Linked DNA regions of Homo sapiens: regions 1, 2, 3 and 4 are each linked to region 5. The links are chromatin loops, found by intact Hi-C in ENCODE. Cell type or tissue: endothelial cell of umbilical vein. All regions are shown on one strand.

What was found. Peaks named below come from ENCODE experiments on the same cell type or tissue, not always from the same donor. Only the 100,000 strongest peaks of a DNase experiment are listed, where the experiment ranks them.
Region 1: it touches region 5 in a loop (6-fold over the local background); 21 of 110 quality-filtered maps call a loop at or near these places.
Region 2: a loop joins it to region 5, with 5 times the contacts of the local background. A loop is called at or near these places in 3 of 110 quality-filtered maps.
Region 3: a loop joins it to region 5, with 2.8 times the contacts of the local background. A loop is called at or near these places in 60 of 110 quality-filtered maps.
Region 4: a loop joins it to region 5, with 4 times the contacts of the local background. A loop is called at or near these places in 5 of 110 quality-filtered maps.

What each region holds. Positions count from the first base shown.
Region 1 is chr3:106,626,341-106,630,340 of GRCh38, forward strand. The region is part of intron 2 of LOC101929485 (a long non-coding RNA gene); the gene reads right to left. Among named protein-coding and RNA genes, the nearest start is that of LINC00882, 610 kb to the right of the region's middle. In endothelial cell of umbilical vein, no CTCF peak of the experiment used is centred here; a DNase peak (open chromatin) is centred at 2,251; H3K27ac peaks cover 312 bases.
Region 2 is chr3:106,860,444-106,864,443 of GRCh38, forward strand. No RefSeq gene overlaps it. Among named protein-coding and RNA genes, the nearest start is that of LINC00882, 380 kb to the right of the region's middle. In endothelial cell of umbilical vein, a CTCF peak has its summit at 1,797; a DNase peak (open chromatin) is centred at 1,808; H3K27ac peaks cover 215 bases.
Region 3 is chr3:106,824,602-106,828,601 of GRCh38, forward strand. No RefSeq gene overlaps it. Among named protein-coding and RNA genes, the nearest start is that of LINC00882, 410 kb to the right of the region's middle. In endothelial cell of umbilical vein, no CTCF peak of the experiment used is centred here; a DNase peak (open chromatin) is centred at 2,460.
Region 4 is chr3:106,726,425-106,730,424 of GRCh38, forward strand. All of the region lies in intron 1 of LOC105374029 (a long non-coding RNA gene), which reads right to left. Among named protein-coding and RNA genes, the nearest start is that of LINC00882, 510 kb to the right of the region's middle. In endothelial cell of umbilical vein, no CTCF peak of the experiment used is centred here; DNase peaks (open chromatin) are centred at 2,207 and 3,227; H3K27ac peaks cover 3,140 bases.
Region 5 is chr3:107,063,102-107,067,101 of GRCh38, forward strand. No RefSeq gene overlaps it. Among named protein-coding and RNA genes, the nearest start is that of LINC00882, 180 kb to the right of the region's middle. In endothelial cell of umbilical vein, a CTCF peak has its summit at 1,535 (motif pointing left); a DNase peak (open chromatin) is centred at 1,540.

The DNA of each region.
Region 1 (4,000 bases), 440 kb before region 5:
ATTATTTTGTGTCAAAAGTGGAAAAATCTGGGTGGCGTAGGAACATGAAAAGCTGTCCCCAGTTATAAGACTATAATAAGATTAGCTGCTGCCTGTTACTGAGTGCTTGCTATGTGCTGGACTTTCTGCCAGGTGCTTCACTAAACTTTTATTTCCTCCTTGAAACAGTTTTTTGAGGTAGATACTTTTATCTCATTTGATAGATAAGAAAGGGGCATGGAGAAATGGAAGGTCACACAACTCATAAGATGTACAGCTGATAATTAAACTTACATCTGCCCTAATACCAAATCTTGGCTGTTAATCTCTACCCTACAGTCTAAGAGCATTTGTTTAGTACAACTGAAGAGGTAAATTGAGAACAATGAGAGTAAAAATTATTGAGAGAAATATTTGATTTCAAGATAAAAGCATGGATCATTTTTATAGCCCCTGGTTTATGGAACAACATTTAAACCCTGGACCAAATCTAAGGGAGAAAACCCAGATAAGTGGGTGACTTAGCTACTTGTTTCATGAAGAACGACTGAAAAAACATGGAAAAATCAAAGTGTTCTGAAAGCTGCCAGTAAACAGAAGGCATTGTCCTTCAAAGTTATGGGCTTACCGCCACTAGTAATACTAGAAACAGCTTGAATGAACTTTGTAAGAGCATTTGTTAGAAAAGGTAATAGAATTTCAAAGGTAAAATCAAGGGTGATTGTGGACAAAGAACTTGAATTTGATTTCTATTTTAGCATTAAATAATTGTGAGATTTGAGGAAATTATTTAACTTGTCCAAGACTAAGTTTCTTCATCTGTGAAATAGGAATAATAATGCAACATGAGTTGCTGTGAAGATTGAATATAAAGTGAAGCACTCACTTCAGTACCTTGCATAGACAGCACCTATTCAGGAAGGATAACAATAACTATTTTGGTGTTCATGTGTGTGACAAAGGCAGTGATAAGAAAGGATTTCTACTTTGATTGAGGTATTGGACTAGGTAATATTAGAACTTTCTTCAATTATGAATTTATATAGAAAATGGGTCAATATCTAAAACTGTGAACTTGGCAGAAAGTTCAAGGCAGAAGTTAAAGATAGATAGAAAGATAGTAACTGGGATTTAAACTGAAACCCCAGGCACAGGTGGAGAATAAAGGCAGGATATAAATACCAAACACACTATTTCGGCATGAGGGAAGTGATTCTGTACCTGAGGAAGGTGAAGAAGGGCTGGAGGTTATATATTGCTCTCTAGCTATGTTCTCTAACATGGTAGCCACTAGAGTCATATGGCTGTAAAAATTTAAAAATCATGTTTTTAGTTTTTTTGTCATATTTGTAATTCCCAATAGCTGCATGCACCTAATGGTTACTGTCTTGGATAAAGAAGATGGAGAACATTTGCATCATTGCAGACAGCTCTATCGGACAGTGCCTATCTTCAGAAAAAGGCAAAGTGCTACTAGATCCTCAGACTAGATCCCTATTTTCTCTTCTTATTACGTCTAGCCACTTAATTTCCCCTTCCCTTGCTGACTATTTCGAAGGAAACCAAGAAAAGCTCTGTGGTAAGCAGAATTTTAAGAAAGCTTCCCAAATTTCCATCACTGGTATACACATCCTACGTAATCTTACTCCTTTGAGTGTGCGTGGGCCTAACCTACTCAGATAGGCCCTTTTAAATGAGGATCAAGAAATAAGACAAAGGAGAAGCCAGCAATTCAAAGCAACAGAGACATTCTGTTGCTAGCCTTAAAAGGAGCAAATGGCAATGTTGTGGAGAAAGCCATATAGCAGGGAATAGCAGGCAGATTCTAGAAACTCAGAGCAACCCTTGTCAATAGTAAGCACGAAAACTGGGATCTTGGTCCTACAATCAAAGGGAAATGAATTATGTCAACAACCTGAATGGCCTCAGAAGAGGACTCTGACCCTCAGATGAAAACCCAGCCATGATCAACACCTTGATGTCAACCTTGTGGGATGCTAAGCAAAGAACCCAGTTGAGCCCTGCCTGGACTTTGGACCTACAGAAATTTTAAATGGATATTGTTTCAAGCTCCCAAATGTGTGACACATTTGTTATGCTATAATAGAAAGCTAACATAAGCCACTTGTAAACACAATAACACACACACACATATGTGAAGCCCATTCACCATGCACTGGTTATCAACTTGTCTGAGGCTGGTAAGACAGAACACTTATGCATGTAAGTTACAGGAAGTTACAGGAAGCAGATGTATTACTTACAAATAGGCAGCAAAGGGCAGCAGAAGCCTAGGACTCATTGTGAGTCAGTTCTCTTAGGCTCAGGAAAGCTGCCTGGGGCAGATGGAGTCTCCACTGTGCATGCCCCACTTGCACCACAGCTGAGGGACCCTGAAGGGCAGGTTGCTCCAGGGTATATACCTCAGGGGCAACATAAAATGCTGGGCAAAAGTATTGAAATTTCTAGGGCAGAGAGAAAAAGCCTGTCATGTTCCAACCAGTCCCTTCCTTATCTCAGGATATTATATTCTCAAAACACGCTACAATTTTTTCCTGAGAACTGCAAATGAAAAAGGGGAGAGAAATGGGTCAGTCCAAGGCCACCCAGAGAACTGTCCTGCAACATACACACACACAGAGACAAACTCACCCACACTCATACATGCACACACTCATACACACACACATACACACACACATTTTTTTCTCCTTTAAAGCACACAAAAATATAGATTTTTAAAAACATAATGTGTTTTTGTTTCACTAGGATAAAGGTTTAAATGAAAATATGTTCAAAGTTTTACTGCTGGCAATGGCAGAGGCACAGAGAAGAGGTGAGGCAATTAGCTGGGATTCCAGCATTTTCACATTTTCTTTAAATAGAATCAAATGTACTTGATTCTCAACAACTCTGAAAAAGAAAAGAATACATTTATACTGTAACAAAGAGAACCCTTCCAAAGTGTTTGTTGTCTGCTTAAGATACCAATTTATCCCACATCATGGTTGAAATTGTTCTCCTATTTTCAGGTTAGATATCTGTACTCCAAGAGCCCCTGTTGATGTGTATTGTATTATGTCATATGTGGGTAAAGAGGGAACGGGTCTCATGAAAACTTGCTGCTAGCTTAACACAAGCTGATCTCTCACTTTCTAATAGAAAACAGACCTAAAGAGAATGGGCTTACTATGAGACAAGCTTGGAAAGGGAGGAGAGGAAATGGGAAAGATCAGGAAGTGTTTGCACAGCAGGCAGATCAGGATGGGCCCCTCGGTGAGCACCCTTCCCTGAGACAGAACAGCTGGAACACATGCCAGGCACCCAGAGGGCAAGGATGAAGCTTCAGAAAGGGGAAGTGAAGAAGACTGAGACTAATTTTACCCACTTGATAATTTTGCTCACTGCCCCCTGTTGTGTAAACACCAGCTTTTGGTCACATACACATTATCTGCCCTTAGAAAGAAAACATCTAAAGATGTCTTGCTGCCCTAGGTGGCTCTTGACAGGAACTTGAGGAATCCCTGAGGAGAGGAGATATTTTTAAGAAAGAACGAGAACCCAATTGACTTTGCCATTGATGAACTTTGTACAGCTCTTTGTCAGAGGGGAGATGGAAGACAGATTCAGAATCTATACATGAAACAAGGTTGCTGGGGAAAACAGACTTCTAATGGTTTTCTGCCACCCCTTTTGTAAAGAAAAATATCTTTGAAGGGGAATAATTTCTCAACAATAGTATTATTGCCATCTAAGGAATTACAGCAGACAGAAGAGGACAAGTATGAAATATAACTGACCAGTCAACTGAAATAAGCTGAAATTCGAAAACAGGTACACTGGATAGCATTGTGTTTAAATTTAGTTTACTATACTTTTAATAAAATAGAACATTCGAAATGTGCTGTTCTCTAATTTTTCCTCAGGTGAGTTAGCCTTGCCTGTCCATGTGTACCTTGAAGTCAGGGGTTTATTTTCTCTTGGATCCATCTTAAATCTATCACGCTGGGCAGGAGATAGA
Region 2 (4,000 bases), 200 kb before region 5:
TTTGTAAGCAAAGTCATGTATAGAATGTATACATATGTAGTTTTGTCCTATCTTATTTTTTCTACTTTTTACAGGGTCTTCCTAAAGTAGCAGATAGTCACAAAAATGCTCAAATAACTAACTTTATAAATGCTAGTTTCCAACCTATTAATTAAAAAAAAAAGAAAAAGAACACTTACCAATGAATGTACTTAATTCAAAAATGGTTTCTACCAACATTGTTCTCAACTCTAATGTACCTGGTAAAATAGCCCATGTATGCTTCTTTGAAATTTTGCCATCTCATTACTTACACCAAAATCAATCTTTAAAAAAACAAAAACAGAGAGACAACGTTGATGTTTGGTCTAGCAGTGTTGCTAAGTATTTTAAAAGCAGCAAAGAGTAAATTGAGAACCACACAACTAATAGTCCAAAATACTATTGTTATATGCCCCTCATCTGCAGCTTGCCTAATGATTTTCCAAATATTAAAAACCAAATGGAGTTAGTGAATTAATGGTCATTACAACACCCATCAGCACGTCTATAAACCATGTGTACAGCTTTATCATATTTTACACACCAAGCAAGAAAGTCAATTATTTGTGACTTCTCTTCCCAGTTAGATTGCACCTCCTCAAAGGCAGAATCATTTTCTTTCCATTTCGCTTCCCTTAGAGTGCCTCATGCCTAGTTGGCTCTATGTGTTATTAATTAAAAAAAGAAAACTAAAACAGAAACTAAGGTTGAATTGTGGCTTGAAACAATGGATGGAAGTAACGTAAGTGTGGAACTCTCTTTAATCTGACCCCCTTAAATTATTCTATATGCAAACAGTTTTTAAAGAAGTCTCCTTAAATGCAAATCACTGTCAGGTTCCATATGGTCACCAAATAAAATATTTCTGAGGCATTGTTTAAAACATCGCAAAGTAATACATTGGAAACAAGTTTTAGTCTCTGTTTCTAAGATGAGTACACAAAAAGATTTTTATCAAATCATTTGAGTTATTGACCTCTTACAAATAAGAATAATGCATTGGAATTTGGGGACTCAGGGGAAAGGGTGGGGGTGGCAAAGGATAAAAATTACACATTGGGTACAGTGTACGCTGCTCGAGTGATGGGTGCACCAAAATATCAGAAATCACCACTAAAGAGCTTACTCATGTCACCAAACACCACCTATTCCACAAAAACCTATTGAAATAAAATATTAAAAATTAAAAAGAAACAGTCACGGGAATGGTTTTACACTGAACAAGCACTTTCAACAAAGGCTTGGAGCTTTGAGTCCTTTTTGAGTCAAATAGCTTAGTATTTTAGGCTTTTGTTCTCTCTGGTAAATATGAATACTCTCCCTGAAAAGGATAAGTTGTTTCGTTTCATATCTTGTAGCAGTGTCTTCAGAGTTAAAACCTGTTACTTCATCTTTCTACTGAGTGATAAGTCACTTGGGCTTTCACCAGTAGCTTTGTGCTTAAGTAAATACCTCTAAATATAATCTAGCACTACCATCAGCTTACCTAAAAAAGCACCCCTTCTATACAATTTCTCACATCTTCAAAAGAAACAAAGATACAGTAACTGGAGGGTACAGTGCTCCAAAAGATAGACTTTTCCTGCCAGGCTTGATCAAACATCACGAATTCTATAGACTTTTCTGTATCAATAGCTTTGTAAAACAAAAATCCTTCCATAAATGGGATGATAGTGAAAAGTATGCTGGTTCTGTGATTGCTCGGCATAAAATTCATTAGATTCTAGCCTGCATTCCTTCAGCATCATTTATAGCTGCAAGAAAAACCAACAGCACCTCCAACAGCAAAAACAGGAACAGTGAGCTCTGGAATTCATGTCATGTTTATTTTGATAAAAGAACTATATTCATTTCAATGAAATTTTGACAAGAAGCGGCAGCAGTGATGAGTTCATTTCCTTGAATTCTCTTTGCCCAAACAGCCTAAGAACTTACCTTTTCACAGAAAGACATTTCTGTGACCACTTTATTAAGTTTTAGCTAAGAAGCAATGCTTCCCATTTTTCATACATTTGAGAAGTCAGTTTACGTAAAAGCAGCTACCCTGAGGACTCATTTTTATGAATCAACTTTTACTGTTGTTGCCAAGAGCTGACATTAGCATGCAGATTTTGAAGTCATTTTAAGTATTGTCTGTTAATTAACATTTACTTTATTAATGTAAAATTTACTAAATCATTCTTTGTTAGAGATTCAAAAATTTAATGTATTCAAATGACTATATAAGATGCACGGACATCTCACATTTTAAGTGTTAGTAGCAGCTAATCTTTCAACGAAATTGCTTCAGTTCTCTAAAATTTGTTTAGAAAATTTCCCTTTAATGACATCACATTTAGTATTGAACCTGAAAGAGAATGTAAAAAAAGAGAAAGAAAAATAAAACACAGGCCGTAGAGACAAGAGAAGATATTTTGACCATAAATACACAATTTCTCAACCTGAACAAAGTTCGAGTCATGCAATTTGATATAAATTGCCCCCAAGAAGAAAAGCAGTGAACAATAAAAAACTATTTTTAATAAGTGAAAAATCTGTGATAGAAAGTTAGAAATGTCTCAACTACTGACTAGGGTTTCAATGTCCTTATATATCAATCATTGCAAGAAAATGTTTCCAGTTAGTTTTGACAAGAAATGAGTGAATATGTTCATTTTACTACTATAACATATCCACAGTCTAAGAAATTGTGAAGCTATAATTTGGAGTAATTATTTATATTATAACCCTCTCAAGTTTATAAAAGGATTTATACCAGAGTTGTTTTAAATATAGTAAACCCTGCAATGCATTAAATATTGACTCAAAGATTATTTCCTATTTTGTCATGGATCAGATAGAAAGTTGATAAGAATGATTGATAATTTATCAAAAGTAAGATCTAGCAACTTGGAAAATAAGAAGTTACGGTTCAATGTTCAATTTCATTTACAGATACTTTTCTCCCAGAGATTTATCTCTGTATAATGTGTCAGGATACACAGAATACAGAATACAATTAACTACTTAATTATACTCTGTATTTAGTAGTGTAGAGAAATTTAAATGAACTTTTTTTTTTATCTAACAACAAAGAAATCTATGGGATATCTACTACGGGACAGATACTAAATGGAAAAGACAGACATACACAGGTGAATAAGACATGGATGGTACTGTTGTATTCACAGTTTAGTGGAAGAAATAGAAAAATGACTAGTAACTAAAGTACAATGTAAAAAGTGTTCTTTATATGGTGTTATGGAAATACAGAATGGAAGAGGAGTTAGGGAAAAGTTCACAAAGAAAGGGTTTTGAGCTGGGTCTTAAAGGAAGAACAGGAGTTCAGTAAGTAGAAAGAAGAGGAAAGTATCTCCATCAAAGAGAGCAGCAAGTGTAAACACATAGGATGTTCAAAAGCATGACATATGTAAAGAACAGTGAGGACTTAGGATATGATGTCCTAAACAATCTCGAAATGCAAAGGAAACAAATCGGGAAGGGAGTTGGACAGAAGTTAAAGCAGAAAAGATAGATTTTATTCATGAATTATTGCAATAAGGGAAAAGTAATAGAACTGAGCTCCATTCTGAATATAACAAGAACAAATGGGGATTTACAGTCAAAGATCATCATGCGGGTATGTGGATAAAAAATTACAAAGAGAAAACATCAAGGGTAAAGGGGATTCTGGCTAAACCAGCTCACCAGGATTCTTTCAGAAGACAAGACAAGGTGATCAGATATTGAGGGTAAGGAATTAGGAATTTGATCAGATACCAAGGATGGGAAAGTCTTGATAAACTGACCCAGCAGGAACCTTACTAAAACTGAACTAAGGGCCGGGCACGGTGGCTCACAGCTGTAATCCCAGCACTTTGCGGGGCCAAGGTGGGCAGATCACAAGGTCAGGAGTTCAAGACCAGCCTGGCCAATATGGTGGAACCCCGTCTCTACTAAAAATACAAAAATTAGCCAGGCGTGATGGCGGGTGCCTGTA
Region 3 (4,000 bases), 240 kb before region 5:
CTTTAGACAAAGATTTGCTCTCTTAACCAATCACAAATCAAAGAATCTTTGAATCCACCTATAACCTGAAAGGCCCTGCTTCAAGATATCCCACCATTTTGGGCCAAAGCATTGTATAACTTCCATGTATTAATTTATCATTTTGTCTGTAACTTCTTTTTTGAAATTCAACCCTGCCTTTAAAATCCCTTGCTTGTAAACCATCAGGGAAGTCAGGTCTTAAGCATTAGCTGTCCAATTCTCTTTGCTTGGCACCCTGCAAATAAACACCATGCTTTCTCTTGCTGCAAACCTCAGTGTGGATGTTTGGTTTTACTGTGCCGGATAAGCAGACCCAGGCTTGGTTTGGTAAAACCAACCAGGCCACAAGGTGTCACTGCTTTTGCCCTTTCTCACACAGTCCTTTCACTTCTTCCTTAGCCACTATTTAGTAATGGTTTCCTCTGAACTCAAAACTATTCCAGAAGGGCAGTGAATTGAATGATCCACAATAAAATGTGACTCAGACTACACTATGAGTGTCCATCCTCTTGCACACAATGATTTACCTAAGCAAGGTCAATCAGAAGTTGACAAGGCTTCTGAAGTTGACAAGGCTACTGAAGGAGGGCTAGTTTTTCTCCTTCTGTGAGATCATAATTTTTTTAAAAACTGGCTAAGTCTGGACACTCCAGGAGCCATCTAGATGCCACACAGAGACAGTCTGTCTTGAGAATAAAGCCAAGAAGAGGCAAACACAGCATAATTTAGAATGGCGCTCACTAACAGAGTTGCCACCACGCAGTGTTTTACATTTGAACTGATTCAGAATAAATGGAAATACTTTATTTTCTCAGTTGGCCATTAGCCGCACTTCAAGTACTCAATAGTCACATGTGACAGTTGAATTAGACAGTTGAGATATAGAACATTTCTATCATCACAGAGTGTTTTATTGAACAGCATGATCTAAAGGAAGAAACTGAGTTCTAATTTCATCCTTTAAACCCCTGTATCCAGCATTGCCTAAAGCTGCATCCACTTTAAATTTCATTTTGATTTAAGCTAAAATAATGAAAGCATGTTTAACTTTTACTTGTGACCTTTAAAAATTTACAACATAAACTAGCCCTCGGTCCTTTTCCTCAGAACCAGATGCAGAAAACAGACAACCTTTTCATGTTTTTCCAGGTTTTTTTTTTTTTTCCATGAACTATCCTGAGAAGACTCAACCTCACCGTCTCCTTCAGAAAATACACACACACACATAAGCACACATTTACCATGAAAAGAAATTTGAGGCAGGGGTTTGGTAGGTGTTATCACAAAGCCAGTCTCTAGTGTCAAAGATAACCAAATCGGACACTAGTTTAAAGTAGTGAAAACAGATTTTATTCAGTAATTGTTAACAGTAGGAGAAAGAGCGGAGCTGCATTCTGATTTGCACAGAGGTGACTGGGCAATTTAAAGCAGGGAGTCAAGTGAAAAATTACAGTCAGTCAGTATAAATGCCATTAGGCCAGCTGTGTCTGCTGGCTGGCAACTACTGAAGTTAGGATTCTGTTCTCTTACAGAGCTTGGAAAACACAGACTATCCTTCCTGATGACTGCATTTCAAAGGAATGGCTTTCAGGCCCTTGAGAAAGACACTCTTGAATTGTATGAAATACAAATACATCTCAAAGAAACACAGAAAGGATTTCCAATTTTTTTGTTTGTTTGATAAACATTCTAAGAAAGGGAGACCTATCATCAGATATTGAGTAGAACAAAGGGAAAATTCTTTTGACAGCCCAGAGCTTTTCAAGACAGGCACTCAAAAGAGGGCTGGATTTGTCCCAGAGACAGGCCTTAGGTAGCTATTGGCCATGTTAAAGTTTGGTCAAGTCTCTCGGTAGTGCACGGGTTTGAATGGAGTATTTGTACCCAGAGTTCTTTGCAGTTCTCATTACCTAGATTTTTCCAGAATGCTCAGTCAAATGCAAATCATGTAATTTAATCTACAAGGCAACCTTCTGATGCCGAGATCATTATCCACTTTACAGATGAGGGAACTAAAGCTCAGAGGGCTTAAACTACTTGTTCAGGTCACATACCAAAAAATTAAGAAGCATATTGGAATCCAGATTTCTGACAAAATTGTGTTTTTCCTCCTATCGCCCATAACTTTGTCTCCCTACAGAGCTCCCTAATTTTTCATGCATGTTTCTGTAACTAGTTTTCACAGAAGTGCCCTTGCCTTTAAATGACAAAGCCTGTAAGATTTGAATAGGAAGGAAAAAAACTCAGAAAAATGTCAGAAACTTGTGATTAACAGGCAGCAGGTGTATAAACTGAAAGTGCGAGACTCACATCCATTGTCATCTCAGCAAATGGCTTGGTCCCAAAGTTGCTGAAGGGGGAAATCTGATTATCTTTGCTTCCCCAGAAGACTGATAAATCGAATTCAGACTGTTATTGTTCCAGATACAGCCTGAATCTTCCATAGGATTTTAATCAGCAGCAGCATTATGTAGCATATGGGAGTTATTTGGCTGAAAGGAGACTCCAACTGTCACTGGTACATCCGCTCAACATGAAAGGAAAATAATAATACAAAGTAATGGGGCTTTCTTATCTACAGAGCAGCTTCCCTCTGAGAAACTCTGTGGTTTACTGTACTACATCTTTACAACATCCTGTTACGTGGGTCAAGCAACTACTTGACTATAATCTTGGATGTTTACTGGCTGATTCCACCAACATTTTAATGTCTTTCATAGCTCTTTCTCTATCTCAACTTATAAATCCTGTTTCCTCTTACTTTTCAATCTCTTCTGTTCTCTTTATTGGTTAACTTTCACCCATCCCTTCCCATTTAAATTGTCTCATCCTTCATTCATCTTTCTCAGTACTATGTGTTTTCCTTTCCTATCTTTATTTTATAGAAGCCTAGATAGGGAAATTAGAATTCATACGACAATAGAGTCTTTAGTTCAGTTACATCATCCTGTTTTTCTACAGTATCGGGCAAATGTAGCCTTCACTTTACTTATTTACTCCCTTAGTCACCAAAACTCTATGGAATGTGTTTGTTTCAAGATTCGAAAGGGAGTAACACATGGTCTTTTCCTTCAAACATGGAAGACAAACCAACAGCTAATGACAATAGAATGTGATAAGTGTCATCTTCTTACTGAGCCCATTAAAGTACAGAGAAAACACACTAAGTGTGTGGTGCCTATGGTGGCTGATCCCTAGAGCCAGATTCCAGAGTCAGGCTCAGAAACCAGTCACCGGGTTTCTTTAAAACCCTTCCCCCATCTCTTGACCTTTGTTGACATGCCTCAACCCCCATCCCCACCCTTTTGCTCCACACACCTAGAAAGGTTGTGAAAGGAATATTATGCTTAACAGTCTTACACACACCTGAGGATGACATTGACTGAGCTCATCTGTTAACTCATGAGTCAGCATTTCTAGTAAACTAGGAATCAATCTAAAGTACCCCCCCACCCCACCGTGTGTGTGTGTGTGTGTCTCTCTCTGTCTCACACACACACACAAACACACACACTTCTCTTTTTCAAATTACAGGGAATATGAGCAATGAACAAATGTTTTGCTTCCTAATAGCACCAACATTTTTTTTTAAAAGTATCAAGACTCTCTTGAAATTCCTATATTTTGTCCAAACATGTAGTCAAAAGTGGTGAACTAGTCATTGCCAGTTTTATGCCCTTGGGTAAGAGATAAACTTTATCAAATGACAGCAAAAAGAGAAGGATGGTTAGAAAGAGAAATGATCACGAATTACACACTAATTCAGTAGTGGAGCCAGCTAAGAAGGTACTATTTCCTTTCCCTGTCTCTGGACCTAATCATCTAACTTCAAAAAGTCAACTGCCAAAAGAGAGAGAAGATGCCTCCTCTACCATGACATTACCATCAAAGTGTTCAAGCTTTAGAAAGGAATACCTAAAGTAATGAATGCTTGCAAAAGAAAATCTATGCTGTCTGTACTTGGGTGGGAATTCAGTAA
Region 4 (4,000 bases), 340 kb before region 5:
CTTTCTGTACTCAGGAAGGTCATAGGATAGAGAAAAAGGGAGGAATAAGTAAACATAGTGATGTGTGCTTCCATAAAGCTTTTGCAGTGTGCTATGAGAGCAAACAGGAGATATTTAATTCTGTTCGCCTTTGGAAAAACTTCAGAGAGGCAAGGCAATTTCAAATACCAGTAGGATTCTGCCAGCCATAATATTGGTGAAGGAGGAGTGAATATCAAAGAGTAAGAACATTCTAATATGAGTATTCACACAAATTCTTTATGTGACCCTTGACTTTGACCCTTGACATTGCAGTTCTAGCATATTAATTAGGAGTACAACCTCAAAAGTCAAATTGTCTCTATTTACTTCTAACTGTGTTACTCTGAACAAATTACTTAACCTGCCTGAGTCTCAGTTTCTTTATCTATAATGGGGAAAGATAAAATATGCTTTAGAGAAATGTTGTGAGGACTTAACAATATTTAATGTAAAATAACTAGCATTTTGATGCACAACTAATATTCAGTAAATGTTAGCTGCTGTTTTTCTTTTTTTTTTTTTTAACTTTTGTTTCCTTTTAAGTAATGTTCCTTTTAAGTAATTTCCAATACATGGTGAAAGAAGCAGCAAAACAAAGCCTCCTTTGCTTTAGGAAGTCTGCCTGTTTCTAGCATTAGGAGCAAAAGGTAGTGGTGCTGCCGTTGGAGATAAATAAAATATAATATCAACCACCATCTTTAAACCCGCTTTATTTCCCACTCACATTTTTCATTATACATATCTAGTCTTTACAATAATCATATGAAGCAGGTAATGTTACTATTATTCCCATTTTACAAATGAGGAAACTAAAGCTTAAAGAGAACAATTCTCAAGTTAAAAGAGCCATTTTATGAAGTCATTATTAAAATTTGGGTGTTCTAGCCAACACCTAAATGTTCATTAAGAACACCTAAATTTTAAGGGTGCCAGTTCTTAATCACTTTTTTGAAATGTTCTTAGATAGACTTTGGTCCAAAATAATCATTCTTCACGAACTGAAGCATAAGGGGAACCTGGCTTCTGTGTCCAGCAGGGTGGGTGGTCTAGGAATTATGAAAGACTCCCCTAACTAAAATTCTAAAATACTCAGAAAAAAACATATTTTTAATGACACGGGAGAGTTTACAAAAAGTCAAGAATTATGTGAAAGCAGAAATTCTGGGAGATAAATGATCAACAATACCAATTTTCAACAAGGAAATCTCTATTGAATCTTGGAGACTTGGAGATACCATAGTAATGGTCAAATGGTGTAGGGGAAAAATGCTAAAGCCTAAAGCTAACCAAACCTGGGTGACTTAATAGATGACTTCCACACACAACTAAGACCTTCAAAGGTAATCAGAAAAGAAGTGAGAGGAGCCCACGTGCCATGGCTATGATATCTCTCCATAATCCACAGCACAAAGAGCCAGAATGGATGGAAAAAAACATCATGTTAGGATGGTAGTGAATTAAAGGCTGTTTTGCTAGTTTAACTTCATGCTGCCAACCAACGGAGCTGTAGATTCATGCAGTAGTGTTCCTTTATTTGCCTTCATCTAAAATTTTACTATATGAATACTAGATTGCAATTGTATGGAAAGTACCTTGGACTTCCAGTGTAGGCTTGTTGACTAAACGATAGTAATTTGGTAACAACAACAACAAAGTATCAGAAAGAAGAATCAGTCTCCAGTCTCACCTATCATTTCTCTGACCTATATTTGGAAATGCTCACTTGGACCCAATAATTTTGTTTCAGAACCGACATTCTTAATTCAAAGAAACTCTAGGAGTTAATATAAATTCTGAATCAAATTTGGGCTTTATGTTTCCTGAGTAGACAGCACCTTACCCTCACTGTAATGTTATCTCTCCATTTCATTTTTGTTAATTATATTGTACTTGAGTTTATGGCAGTTCCATTCTTCATATCCTTGTTCATAGCCCAAGTAGTCCAAATGTGTTGACTGAAGAATATCAGAGACATGAGTCAGAAAAATGTCTAAGGACAAAACAATTTGGAGGTAGACATGAATATTTCCACTAATGGAGATCAGCCAGGATGTCCACACAGAGTGACTAAGTACATGAAGGGAGATAGAGAAAGTAAGTAAGAGTTGGTCAGAAAATTCATGTTTTTCTTACAGACTAACAAGGCACAGACGTATCACTCGGGGAGTTAGAAACAATTACACATGACTCACGCCAAGCATTTTAAAGCCACAAAATTTTCACAAAAGTATTCTACTGTTTCTCTTTCCTTCTATTCATGCTCAAATATTCCCCCCTGCGTTTCACAAAAGTATTCTATTGTTTCTCTTTCCTTCTATTCACACTCAAATATTCCCCCCTGCGTGTCTACTCTTAAGCTGGCTGGTTATGGTAGGTTAGATTATTAAAGACTTTGAAAGCTAAGAAAAAGTGTTTATATATGAGACAGGCAAAAGACAGCCTTTGTAGATTTCTGAACAAAGGAATAGCATGAGGAATGTGGAACTAAGGGAACTTCAGAGTGGAAGGAATCTGTTAGATGAACTGGAATTCAAAATGGAAGTAAAAATTGTAATTCAGATCACATAGGGATTCTTAAATATTTTCTTATATCAAATAGATTGACTACTGGTTGTTATGAGGTAGAGATTTTGTGTTTAGTTCAATTTAACTAACACTGATATTGTGCTTTCTGTGGGTCTGAGTGTCTTGCTAGCAGTTTAAAACATGGAGACAGCCATTATTGAGCTTTGCTTTGGGTTTTATCAATTCAAAAACAAAATCAATAGACATATGTGTAGTTTTCTATGTATAACACCTTAGCCAAGAAATTTTGTAGAAATGTTTCATAAAACTTCTTTTCATCTGAAGTCGCTCAGATTCTCAGAATGGCAACTAGAAGGGTGAACAGAAAATAAATTGAGAGACAGTCAGATTATGAATCCACAGAAATTTACATGGCTAATAATTTTAAATTTTGAAGTCAGAAGGACATACATTGAACTTCTGGTTCTGTCATATTTTAGCTACAGAATTTTGCATTTCTCTTTGGTAAAATGGGGATAGTAAGGTGATTCACAAAAGGTTTTCTGGGTGCAGCAAACTAGAAACTTTTGTCAAAATTATCTAGAATAACATGTGGCCCAGAAAACTCTCAGTATGTATTCATTTACTTCCTTCCTCAATATTCAAAGAAAAGCTGGAAGCATAAATTGGAATTCCCAGACCTAATAGTCTTCCTTACAAGTTCACACATCAACAGCTGATCTAGCCACTATTTTATTTTCACCCACAGCCACCAGCTTCTTACATGCATAGACAATTCTCTTACTGTTTTGGCATGTTGCACAGCCCTTTGCTATTTTACAAATCACTTCGGTTCACCTAGAGCCAAACTTTTATCCACCTAAAGGATAAAAATCACTTTAAACAAAAAAAATAATATAAAACTGTATCTCCAGAGCCAGAGAGCCCAGACTAGTTGTCCACATTAATGCAAAGAGGAATCATTAAAGCTTACTGCAGGATAACATTGTAAGGAACCACTGCATATGTTCTTTTGCTTTATTCTGTTCTTGAAAATGGAATAAAATGAGACTTGCATTTAAAAAATCTCTCTCCATGTTAAAGTACCTTTCTGTGTTGTTATGTAGGTTTTTATAATATTAAATATTCTGTTTTTCCTCCCTTTTTTCTTATCTTTTCACCATGCATGCTGGCACATGGGTTCCAGTGTTTAGCAGACCTGATTCAAATCCTGTTTGGCCAACTGCTGTCTCCCCTGAGAGAGTTACCTCAGTTCTCTGAGGCTCAGTGTATTTATATGAAAATGGACAAAAATACGCTATGGCATAGTTGTGAAGATTAAGTGAGATAAAATATTAAAACATTTGCATAGTTGTCTGATATAGGTAAAAATGCTCAATAAATATTAGCAGCGATTCATAACTATTATTACCAGACATAGGGAATGGATGTAGTAACACCTATGTAAATTCAC
Region 5 (4,000 bases):
CAGCCCAGGAAATGGGTTTCAGAATTCTGACCTCCAGAACTAAAAAATAATAAATGCCTGTTGCTTTAAGCCACCAAATTTGGATTATTTGTTACAGAAACCACTGGAAACTAATATAGAAGTGATCATAATTCGATCTCCAATATAGTTCTACAACAAATCTAAGGGTCACACATATGGAAGGAAAACACAGAAAGGGCAGGAGGAAAAAGAAAGAGATAGAGAAGAATACAGAACAGAGAATTGAAGGGAAGAGGAAGAGAGGGGAGGGGAAAAAGTGTGAGGAGTTGCGAACAGGAGCAGAGAGAATAAGACCCCAAACATTGTTAAAGTCCATGGCAACTTCATCTTAAGGACTATTATCCCCACCTGAGTCAGAATGAGTTGGCATTGGCCCATAGCTACAAGTTATCTCCAGGGGGTAAAATTCCAGTGCAGAATAACCTATAAATACTGTGGCATCGCAGCTAGAGAGAAAACAGATTGATGTAGTCCTAGTTTGGAGGTCAATTGGCTCAGTAACTGTTAGAAGCAGCCAACAGTTAAAGACACAAATATTACACGGTTGGAGATAAAGTTCCAAAAAGAACAAATTGATTCATTTTGTACCACGAACTCAACTCAAAGTAAAGCCCTACTTCGCTTTTTAAGATATATTTTGTAAGGTTTTCATTTTTTGTTTTATGTTATTATCCTGTTATGACTTATTAATGGCTATCATTTGCTATAGTGAAATCGTATTGAGACTTTTCACTCAAATGCTCTAAATAATTAATCTATTTTCAAGAACGCTTTATAAATGCATTGTTATTTAATTATCTTATTTAATTTCATGTTTAAATAATGCTCTGGTATATATGAATCAATGGCCACATCTTAAAAGACATACCTGTATCCAATATTCAATAAAAGAAAAGGAAATTTAGCAGGAAAATGAATGATTTGTGTGTCTAACACCACCATTTAAACAACCTGAAACTCACGGCAACATTTGTCCCTTAGGTTCAAGGATGTATCCGAGGGTAGTCATGAAAATTCAATTCTTAACGCTGACTTGCTGTGCTCTCACAGGATTCTTTTCCTAGTTAGAGTTACAACATTTTTCCTTAGGAAATGAGACAATGCATTTTGAAGTTCTCTAAGGTTAGGAAGAGATTAGGGAAGAAACATTTGCAGTCCATATATAGATTCTAAATACCCATAGAATGATGATTTTCCTAATTTTCTAACAAATATTTCTTATATTATGGAGCTAAAAGCTACATTTTTAAGGGAGAATTGAGAATAAGGAGAAATGGTAAGGTACATTTGTGGGAAGAAACGCATTTAATTCAGTCTCTCCCTTTCAAAAACAGAAAGGGAAACAGCAATCAACACAACATATGGAGTATCTGTTTTTCGATAAAAATGCCAGGTAAAGAGGTCTTATTTAAATCCACACAGACAGTATTATCCTCCCCTTCTGAAGATTGTTTTTCCCCAGGCACAAAAGGTCAGGCATATTGTTGAGTCTGTTACCCAAAGACCCGAGTAACAGTGACATCTAGTGGTGCACGGTGATATAGGACGTAGAAACGCAAACGCTTGCTGAGAGCCCAGAGCAAAAAACCCTAGAAGGAAGCTGCTAAATTTAAAGTTTCCTGATTTCTGTGGCAACAAAATTGTATTCTAATGTAATCAGTTACTCCTGTCTCACAGGGAATGATATTGTTCTGGGTCAACATTTGGGACATGGAAAAGTCACTTCGTATTCACTGCTGGGGAAATGAGGAAACCTATAGTCAAATCCCACCACTTTGGTTTTGGAATTGGAAATGTAACAATATTGCTGGGATTTTTTTTTAAAGAGCATCATCAATCTGACCACAAAAGGTTATGCTCCTCAGACAGGAGAAAGGCAACTGAATACGCTTGTAAATGCCAATCCTAAAAATCTATCCAAAGATATTAAATTTCTCATTTTTAAATTTTATTTCTCTACAGACTATTTTCTCGTGTCTAAAAAAGAGGCCATCTCAGGCCGCTCTGTAGCAGCTCAAACTCTGGCACTCAGCCCATTGCCTTAGACCTACTGGCTACACCGTTCTGCCCTTCTCTGCTGCAGGTGCCAGCCACAGCATCCTTTTGTCTGGTTGCCAAATCAGTAATCTCTCTTGGCATCTGCCTTTTCTACCCCCTTCCCCCATTCTCCCCCTCCATCAAGAAATCTAATTCCAAGTTGGCAGGCAGAAGGTCAGAAATCTTTGAAAGCCTCAGCTTCCACCGCCCACTCTCGAGTCTCGCCTCTGTGCATTCTGCCAAATGCCAACTTGCTTTTCTCCCTCCTCCATAACATCCTGTATCTCTGGAACGCTGAGGTTGTCACCTGAATCTTGCCCTCACATCTGCTTCCTTCCCCTCCCTCGGCAGCAGGGCCCTCTTTCATTAGTAACATCCTGCCGCGTCTCCCCAAGGCTCAGCACATCTTGTCATCCGTCCCTGGCATACACAGTCTCTTCCTAGTTATCAACTTTGGGACTCGCCTCCATCAGAGGTATCTGGAGACCAGAGCTGGCCCAGAGCAACTGGGGAAGGCAAGCTGACGGCCCCCTGAAATCCACATAATTGCATCTTTGAAAAGTGGGCCACATGACAGCAAAGAACTGAAAACTAGTGTGACAGAGAAGACAAAAGACAAAAATCACACCCAACTCCAATAGATGACAGTTTTGTTTCTTTGTTTACATTTTGAAGTGACATGTTCAGGGAGACTTTAGAATAGTCTTTTAGGGAAAAAAAATTAATATCTTGCATGATTTGTTCACTATGAAAGAATTTTTTAAAACACATGCACTAGGAATTTTATATCATTTTTTAGTTTTAAAAAGATGACCATGTCAGTGTTTCATTTTGAAGCTACGAATTGCATATAAATTATATCAACAAAAATAGGATTCTCATCTCAATTGTTTCTAACCTCTTGTAACCACTGTGCCATCCTTATTGCTTCTCTCTAAAAATAGCAAAGTCGGAGCTAACTTAAAAAGAAGTAATAAGAAAAAGACAGCAGTAGAAAAGCTGAAAAGAAATTAAAGGCAAGTATTACCTCTCATAAATATCCACTAAGCAGAAGCTGAACAAATTAACTTCAAAACCATTGAAACTAGGGAAATACCCTCTTGCAGCAAGTCAGAAGATGAAAAAAATCACTAGTAAGAAAACGTGAAGTTAGATAAAGTCTTTTTTTTTTTTGAGATGGAGTCTCACTCTTGTCACCCAGGCTGGAGTGCAAAGGCGTGATCTCAGCTCACTGCAACCTCCGCCTCCTAGGTTCAAGTGATTCTCTTGCCTTAGCCTCCCAAGTAGCTGGGTTAACAGGCGTCCGCCACCACGCCTGGCTAATTTTTGTATTTTTGTAGAGACAGGGTTGCACCATGTTGGCCAGAATGGTCTTGAACTCCTGACCTCAGATGATCCACCCGCCTCGGCCTCCCAAAGTGCTGGGATTACAGGCGTGAGCCACCGTGCCCGGCCATAGATAAAAGTCTTTAAAATGCACTTTAGAGATATTATTACTGCCGTGTTGCTCTGTTTCACATGTAGCATAGTGTTAAGACTCTTCACAAAATTGTTTAAACTGGGTTATTATATGAAAATCATTTAGAGCCACCTAATTCTTTAACTTATGATGAAACAGAAGTCCAAAGATTAAGTTTTGTTTTGTTTTGTTTTTTTTGCAATAGCAAAGCAGAAACCAGAACCTAACTTTCCAATTCCCAATCCTGTATTATATGCACACCTATGTAGCATTTTTAAATATTAAAAAATATGATTGCATTGAATAGATGATTTCTGCCTTACTCAATTTTCCATTTCTAAAATAAACATGATTGCAATCATGAAATCCTAACTATTCACCACTAAATCAATGAAATCCTATGATTTGGCACAGGATTGGAACAAAAGATAAAATAAGCCCTTTAGAAAAAGCCCTTAAAATGTCGAAATCGCATCATATCAG